2 separate regions of the Homo sapiens genome follow, and region 1 is linked to region 2. Evidence: read pairs that join two places in POLR2A ChIA-PET (ENCODE). Cell type or tissue: CD4-positive, alpha-beta T cell. All regions are shown on one strand. Links, peaks and the distances in the headings refer to the core of each region. The heading gives the core; the rest is flanking DNA.

Region 1 (4,401 bases), core at 178-4,177, 74 kb after region 2:
GCAATAACTGAAATGGCTTAACCAGGGAGATGTGGTTTAGCACCATGTTGCAATCCAGCCATCCAACCCTCATGGAGGTCTCTGAGTTGGGGGAACCTACCAACAACTGGTTTACTGAGATCTCACAGCCCACACTATGATGCTTTGGGTGCCACTAACTAAAAGGTCCCTCTTTTTAATTATCTATTGCAACGGTTATATTTTTGTTCTATGGATTCTGGCCCTCCCACCTGATTCCTGACACAGAGAAAATGGCCCTCTGAACATCAGTCACGTAGGGTACTTAAGGACTAAGTGCTTAGCAGTCTGTTTGGCACACAGTAGGTGCTCAATAAATGTTGATTACCTTTCTTCCTTTTTCCCCAAATGAATGAAAAACCTCTCATCTCAGAGATGGCAACAGATTAAAAAAAGAAACTTCAAAAATTGGCCAAGCGCGATGGCGCACGCCTGTAATCCCAGCAATTTGGGAGGCTGAGGCAGGCAGATCACTTGAGGTCAGGAGTTCAAGACCAGCCTGACCAACACGGTGAAACCCAATCTCTACTAAAAATACAAAAATTAGTCGGGCATGGTGGTGCACGCCTGTACAGCTACTCAGGAGGCTGGGGCAGGAGAATCACCTGAACCCGGGAGATGGACATTACAGTGACGTGAGATTGTGCCATTGCACCCCAGCCTGGGCAACAGAGTGAGTGAGGCTCCGTCCCAAAATAAATAAATTAATAAATGGAAATGAACAATAACTTGGAATTTCCTTTATAAAATTAGATGTCTGCATATTAAATGAAGTTTGTTACTGCTTGATTACAATTTAAATTCAAGATTATCACTAAAAATCCCTTTATAGGTAGAAGTTAGGGAAAAAGATGTGTGAACGCAAAGCTTTCTGGAGTTAAAGGGTAAAACAGTATGTATATATATATATATATATAAATGTATTTATACATATATAATGTAATATAAAATATTTATGTACAATAATATATTTCTTAATTCTACAAAATACAGAAAGAATATTATAAGAAAATGTCCCACCTTCCTTAGGAACCATGTGTACCAAGACTTTTTAGGAATAGCACCCTGCCTGAAGATTGTATTCTTGCCCACTGTTCTTTCCTAACAAAATTTCCCTTCAAGTTCTCCTTTCGTTGTGAACTTCAGTTATTGCCTTTCCACTGGCTAAACACAACCACACATATCTTTCAAAAGCTAATTGAAGCATAAAGAAGTTAAACATGATTTATTCCAGGTCAAATTTCAAGTCAGTGGAAAAGCCATAAATACAGACCTTCCTCTTGCTGAGTGTTCTGGGTGCCGGGCCATGCTGCAGGGTGAAATTTTGACTTTTGATTGGTGTTTTCAAAATTCCTTTGTGTATTTAAAAGTAGCTCATATTGACAAGATAGAAGGAAGAAGCTTGGACAAATGTCATTAACGTTGCACAATTTCACATTCCTGGACCTATCACAGGTGCCACTGGTTATTAACATATGCATGTAAAACTCCCTGAAAGACACTGTATAACTGGCTCAAATGCCTACAAATGGAAGGAGGTTTAGTAGCCTAAAATATACTCTATTTTTCCCTTTAAGTGCAACTGAATCACAATCCACGAGAAGCAGTTTGTGCAAAAAAAAAATGCTCTGCATGTAAGAGCTACACTAAACTGCACTAGACCCCGTTCTAAGATAAGACCCGTATTAACAGAGCCAGGGAAGAATGAAAAGAAGATTCTGGGAGTGCAAGATGCATTCAGGGGAAAAAAACATCACAAGCACTGAGCTGCAATGAGAAATGAGGGCATCAGAGTCGTCATAAAAAAAAATCACAAGCATGTGCAGATTAGACAGATAACGAGAGAGGCTTTTTTTTTCTTTTCTTTTTTTTTTTTTTTTTTTTTTTTTTTTTAATAAAAACGGAGGTCATTCCTCTTGCTTTCAGGAGCTTGAAAAATAAACCAGAGCGACCAAGGGCTGCAAGGCTTTGACCTTCTGGTGAAGACAGCCTTTAGCAGGAGGAACCTAATCCCAGGAAGTTGTCTGTACTTTGCTTTCTGCTACCACACTAGAAGATTACTTGATCAAACAAATGGGCATTTTTCCCCATGATATCTCTGTATCATGAAAAAGTACATTTGTCATTTAATTTTTATCTAATTGTATTGCCGTTTCCTTCTCCGCCTCTTTCTCCCACCTACCCCCACCCCTCCTACACTGGCATTCTCTGTGGTCAAAGAATCTGTTTCAGTATTAGTGTTCAATATAGCAAATGTCAAGTAAACACTCTACACATTTCCTGTGCTATTTAAAGCACCCTAAGCAATTATTTGCTCTAAAGTATTAAACTGTAAATTTTCTTAGCTGGTGCCAATTCCTATAGTAATAGCTGTCACAGAAAAGTACTTTAGAGTACTCAAACACGGCTTTTAAACCGGCAACACTCATGCTACATTTGCCAAGACTTTTCTAGTTGTCATATTTTTATAGCATGTTTTTGAGACAATGGACTAACTGCAACAAAGTGTCATATGTAGCTCTTTTTTCATATTTGAAGCTTTATAGGCACACTGTAGTCTTTCAACATAATTTTTCTCCAAGCAAAAAGATGAGATAGAACATAAAAATAGGCAGACGCACATGGTCACACTTCAATCTCATCGTTATACTGCTTGGTGTTACAGGCCAGAATCATGACCATTGGAAAATATCACTCCGGCCGGGTGTGGTGGCTCACGCCTGTAATCCCAGCACTTTAGGAGGCCGAGGCAGGTGGATCACTTGAGGTCAGGAGTTTGAGACCAGCCTGGCCAACATGGTGAAACCCCGTCTCTACTGAAAATACAAAAATTAACCAGGCGTGCTAATGGGTGCCTGTAATTCCAGCTACTTTGGAGGCTGAGGCAGGAGAATTGCTTGAACTCAGGAGGCAGAGGTTGCAATAAGCCGAGATGGCACCACTCCACTCAAGTCTGGGTAACAGAGTGAGACTCCATCTCACACACACACAAAAAAAAATCACTCCATTTGATAAAGCTCCAAATCATAATAGCTGATAAAAGAGTCCCCCAACACTAGTTCTATAAAGGGTGCACACTGTATTTACACATACAAATGCATGCAGCACTTGAAAAATATTAAGCAACCAAAACATACATATGTAAATATGTGCAAAGACTAATATACTTCTACATGTATGCCCTTATTAAGTACTTTTATGTTTGACTAGATGTGCTTCTTTTGAAATCTTTTTAGCTTCATTACATGTTTTTGTAATTTCATGGAAGTAAATTAAAAGTAACATAGTTCTAAATCCTAAACAGCTAAGACTGCATTAAATTGCCACCTCCATCTACAGAATTGTATGGCCCTTGAAAAACTTCCATGGATGAGTGCAATTTGCAACCAAAACCAAAAGCCTCTTTACCTATTTTTTAAATGTAGTGAATTATTCAAACATATTTTCCAACCGATGAAAGAATTCTCTTATTCCTGCCATGCCGGGACCCATTCTGAGTTTTACACCCACCATACCAGGTATTACTACTTGCTGAAAGCCTGCATTAAAGCATTAAGGGACAACAACAAGGTTACATTATCTTAACATATTCCACTTAATGGTTTTTGATTGTGTTATGAAGTGCCCTCACATTGGTTCCCAAAAATGTTTGCTATTTTAAGAGCCACACTATTAAGAACCACAAGTCAGCCAGGCACGGCAGCTCATGTCTGTAATCCCAACACTTTGGGAGGCCGAGGCGGGAGGATGGCTTGAGGCCAAGAGTTCGAGACAAGCTTTGGCAACATAGCAAGACCCTGTCTCTACAAAAAAATTTTAAAAATTAGTTGGGTGTGGTGGTGCACAGCGGCAGTCCCAGCTAATCGGGAGGCTGAGGTAGGAGGATCACTTGAGCCCAAGGGTTCAAGGCTGCAGTAAAGCTGTGATCATGCCACTGCACTCCAGTTCGGACAACAGACTGAGAACTGACCTCTTGGAAAAAAAAAAGAAACAGGCCAGGCATGGTGGTTCACACCTATAATCCCGGTACTTTGGGAGGCCGAGGTCGGGAGTTCAAGACCAGCTTGACCAACATGGAGAAACCCCATCTTGACTAAAAATACAAAATTAGCTGGGTGTGGTGGCATATGCCTGTAATCCCAGCTACTTGGGAGGCTGAGGCAGGAGAATCACTTGAATCCGGGAGGGAGAGGTTACAGTGAGCCAAGATCGTGCCATTGCACTCCAGCCTGGGCAACAAGAGCAAAACTCCATCTCAAATGAAAAAGAACCACTGGCTGGGTGGAGTGGCTCATGCCTGTAATCTCAGCACTTTGGGAGGCCAAGGTAGGTGGATTTCTTGTGGTCAGGAGTTCAAAACCAGCCTGGCCAACATGGTGAAAC
Region 2 (4,401 bases), core at 140-4,139:
GCCAGGCATGGTGGCGCGTGCCTGTAGTCTCGGCTACTGGTCTGTGATGATGATTCCTGCCCTGAAGCTGTGTGTACCCCTGATGGCGTGATGACAAACACTAACAGAACAACACATAGCAGTGCATTTTATATGATGCAGGCCCTAAATGTGACAGAAGTTCATAAAGAGAGACCAGTCAGCGAAGTCCTAAAAATTCAGTGAAGACTTTATGAATGACAGCCAGGATAGTCCCAGTCTCATATGGTCCCAGCACAAGCTACGATTGCACCACTGCAGTCCAGCCTGGGCAACAAAGAGAAAGAAACCCCGTCTCAAATAAATAAATAAATAAATAAATTAAAATTAAATACATAAAAATGAATATAATATTCATAAAGCACTGTGCCACATTTTTTTTTAATGTTGCAAGGGAATAAATTATTTACTGCGGGCCGGGTGCAGTGGTTCACATCTGTAATCCCAGCACTTTGGGAGGCTGAGGCAGGCGGATCACCTGAGGTGAGGAGATCGAGACCATCCTGGCTAACATGGTGAAACCCCAGCTCTACTAAAAATACAAAAATTAGCTGGGCATGGTGGCACGCATCTGTAGTCCCAGCTACTCGGGAGGTTGAGGCAGGAGAATCGCTTGAACCTGGGAGGTGGAGGTTGCAGTGAACTGAGACTGTGCCACTGCACTCCAGCCTGGTGACAGAGCAAGACTCCATCTCAAAAAAAAAAAAAACAAAAAAATTATTTACTGCAGATGCTGACAGTCCTGTTTGACCAAAGGGCTGGCTGTCAAATGGGCAAATGGGGCCAGGAGGGACCCCCCGAGGACCTGGCTCCTTTCCTCCACACTGGTTGATACAATGAGCCCCTCTGCAAATGACCACCAAGCCTACACAGAAATTCTGTTGGGCAAGAACTGAAGTGGATAATTATTTAATTCATTGCACTAGAGGGAACTGAATTATAAATTTGCAGGAGACCTTGGAGATCAGTTAGGCACATACATCTTTAAAGGCAAGTCGTTCCAAGATGATGAGCAAGTTCTCCAAGGTGACCAAGATAGGTGGGGCAGACCTAGGCTTCAATTTGAGGACTCTGCTTCCAGGTAATATCATGAACGGGGTTGATAAAAAAAAAATTCCTGGAAGTCCACATTATGTTGGTGTATGCTCTGGAATGGTTTTATCATTTATTTATAGTTTAGAGTGTTTGAATTCCAACCCCCAGACTAAGACTGTCATTCAAGGGCCCATGTATACTTAAAAGTTACTCAGTAAATGTTTGCTGAACAGGACTTGGAAACCCCCATCATCTTTCACCTTGCCCATCACAATAGTCATGCATCATTTAATGACAGGGATATGCTCTGAGAAATGCATTGTTAGGTGACTTTGTCACTGTGCAACATCACAGAGTACTTTCACAGGCCTGGATGGTACACCCTACTACACGCCTGCGCTATACGGTATAGCTTATTGCTCCTAGGCTACAAACCTGGACGGCATGCTACTGTAGTGAATACTGTAGGCAACTGTAACACAATGGTAGGCATTTGTGCCTCTAAACACATCTAAACATAGAAAAGGTACAACCAAAATACAGTATTATAATCTTTTTTTTTTTTTTTTTTTTGAGATGGAGTCTCGCTCTGTCGCCCAGGCTGGAGTGCAGTGGTGCAATCTCGGCTCACTGCAAGCTCTGCCTCCCAGGTTCACGCCATTCTGCTGCCTCAGCCTCCCAAGTAGCTGGGACTACAAGCGCCCGCCACTACACCCGGCTAATTTTTTTTTTGTATTCTTAGTAGAGACAGGGTTTCACCGCGTTAGCCAGGATGATCTCAATCTCCTGACCTCGTGATCCGCGCGCCTCGGCCTCCCAAAGTGCTGGGATTACAGGCGTGAGCCACCACACCCAGCCCAGTATTATAATCTTATGGGACCACTGTAATACGTGTGATCTGTCGTTGACTGAAACTTCATTATGTGGCACATGACTGTATTTGATCACAAGACGCAAAAAACTTGCCATTAAATTGAATCTACTTCCTCTCGTGCGATTAATCCCTTATGTTTTCAGCTAAAATGGAGTATCTGGTAGATGTAGTTTATTTGCTGTTTGTGTGTTTAGTTGTTTGGGTTTGCTTTGTTTTTGCTTTTGTTCTTTTTTCTAACCACAAATACATTCTATTCAGATCATACTATTCTGCAAGTTTCAGAAACAAACACATAAAGTAAATGCGGTTGCTCTCTCAGTGCTCTGTCACTAGGACAACATTTTTTCAAATGTCCTGTTATTTAGGATGTAGAGAAATAGCAATACGCTTGAAGAAGAAGTTCTGGTACACCAGTGAAGTGATGCCCGATGACATTTAAAGCTAAAAGATGTCAAGTCTTTTGGATGACTTACCAAAAACCATTTGTGTTTCAAGACCATCCGTGCAGGCTGAAATCCACTCTTTCTCTCTTGTTCCTGGTCTGCAGCAGCACTAAGTTTGAAGCTTCAAAATAGACTCTTTCACTATGCTCCAGTATGCTGCAGTCAAACAAAACAAAATACCAAGTCAGAATGAAAATGCCACTTCAAGCAGTTAGTGGATATTCAGGGGGAAATCCCTGGCCTTTCTCAAATGTATATTTCATAACCTCAAACAAGCATGTTAATTATCAGGATGAAGCCATCTCACTGCTTATCTACATAAGGTGCCCTAAAATACTGGAGGTGGGGTGTGGGAAGGAAGAAAGAAAGAAAAAAAAAACAAGCATGACACTGGGGGAGGTAGCAGGTCTTGAAAATCAGAATGTACACCAGTGGGAATGCACTTGCAAAATTTCAAGTTTACCGATTGAAAGATGTGAATAAAGAAAAATTCAGTACGTCTAAGTGATTAAAGACTGATGTGCAGTATCAAGGGCAGAAAGTGAAGAAAGTTTGCTTCAAATGAAAGACTCAGACTAATCAACTGATGTGAATACTTTTTAAATAAAGAGCTATTAAGATGGAACAAAAAAGATAAAGCATAAGAGAGAGAACATTTTCCATTTTGCCCTATAAGTAGGTAATGCATGGGTTTCCCTTGTGTGATTCTTGATAAATACTTTCTCCACCCAAGCTGAAAAGCAGTAGTTACTTTACACACTGAATATGAAATGAATGTTTAAAATATGCATGCCTCTTTACCCCCACTCAGAGCAGCTGATAAAGCCTACACATTAGAACCTCGTCTGACAAGGTCACTCTGAAAAGTTCCTTTCTGCCTTGTGAGCTTTTAACGCTCACTTGTCACAGGCTGTTGTTAAAGCATCTTCTGATGCTTAGTCAAATCCACCCCACTGTTTGTTTTTTGACAATGGCCATTTGAGAGCCTAGAAACAGTCTTCCAAAGGTGTCTGCCTCCTTTTTTAGCCTTTTATGAGCTCATCCTCATCTATGTTGAAAACCCATCGGCTGACTGTCATCCAGTTCCCTGAGTATGGTGGCCACATCATACTTGTAACCCTAAACTCCATAAATCTCCAAAGGTCCCACGGTGATCATCAAAGATTGGATCAAGTGACCAAGTTGTAAGAAAGAGGATATGCTCGTATGCCTCAGAAGCTTACTGTGTGAATAACTAATTCCTTGAAAGCCTTCTGTAACTATTACTTTATGGAATAGTCAACCTTTTTTTCGGGACGTTTGAGGAGTTGTGTCTATCTGTGGTTAAATTCCTGGGAACACTAAAAACTTTTGAGGAGGAGAAAGTGTCTCTCCGTTAATGTTTAAACATGTGAGTTGAGATAATGCCATTCAATTTTCCATCTAGCCGGAGGAACAACTGCCTGAAAATGGCAAAAGCCTTTTTTATTTTTTGGATGCTATCAGTACCCACAGAAAATGGGGTTGTAAGGATTTTATTAGTTTTATGTAACTCAGCTCCCACTCAAATGTGTAAGGCAACATACTGATAGAAATCAACATAAGCCAGGAAGTTCAAAGCATGACAAACTGTCTTTACTTTACCGGCTTGGTAAAAACAGAATTTGGAGAGAGGAGGAGGATTTAAACAAGTTCACTGCAAGTTACTGGCTTGTATCAATCTTTTCTTTTTTAACTAAAAATATCTTGCTGCATTTCTCTTATTTGTTACCAACTTCATATCTCGAGGTATTCTATAATTGGAAGAGGTCCTTGACGTTTCATTCCAATGTCTTCTGCAAAGGAACCTGCTGACCCAGGGAGGTTGACATACCTCTTTTTAAAGTCATACAGAAAGTTAATATGTACTTTGACTGGATTCTGGGTTCAACCACTCATGCTCATTGACGCTTAATGGACATAAACTCATTTAATGAAATGTAATGCGGTTTTAGTTTGAAAAATTTACCAGTAGCATGATACTTCCTCATAGTACTCTCTTTCTGTTTTGTT

The links. ChIA-PET counts read pairs that join two places held together with the same protein. Peaks named below come from ENCODE experiments on the same cell type or tissue, not always from the same donor. Only the 100,000 strongest peaks of a DNase experiment are listed, where the experiment ranks them.
Region 1: POLR2A ChIA-PET joins it to region 2 with 7 read pairs; 3 of 35 experiments call an interaction of 5 or more read pairs at or near these places.

What each region holds. Positions count from the first base shown.
Region 1 is chr6:16,729,573-16,733,973 of GRCh38, forward strand. The region is part of intron 2 of ATXN1 (ataxin 1); the gene reads right to left. Among named protein-coding and RNA genes, the nearest start is that of ATXN1-AS1, 29 kb to the right of the region's middle. In CD4-positive, alpha-beta T cell, for the core only: no CTCF peak of the experiment used is centred there; DNase peaks (open chromatin) are centred at 1,809 and 2,199; H3K4me3 peaks cover 1,115 bases; H3K27ac peaks cover 1,271 bases.
Region 2 is chr6:16,655,376-16,659,776 of GRCh38, forward strand. It overlaps ATXN1 (ataxin 1), which reads right to left. Exons shown (of 8, transcript NM_001128164.2): 3 at 2,401-2,526. Among named protein-coding and RNA genes, the nearest start is that of ATXN1-AS1, 100 kb to the right of the region's middle. In CD4-positive, alpha-beta T cell, for the core only: no CTCF peak of the experiment used is centred there; a DNase peak (open chromatin) is centred at 2,596; H3K4me3 peaks cover 275 bases; H3K27ac peaks cover 2,015 bases.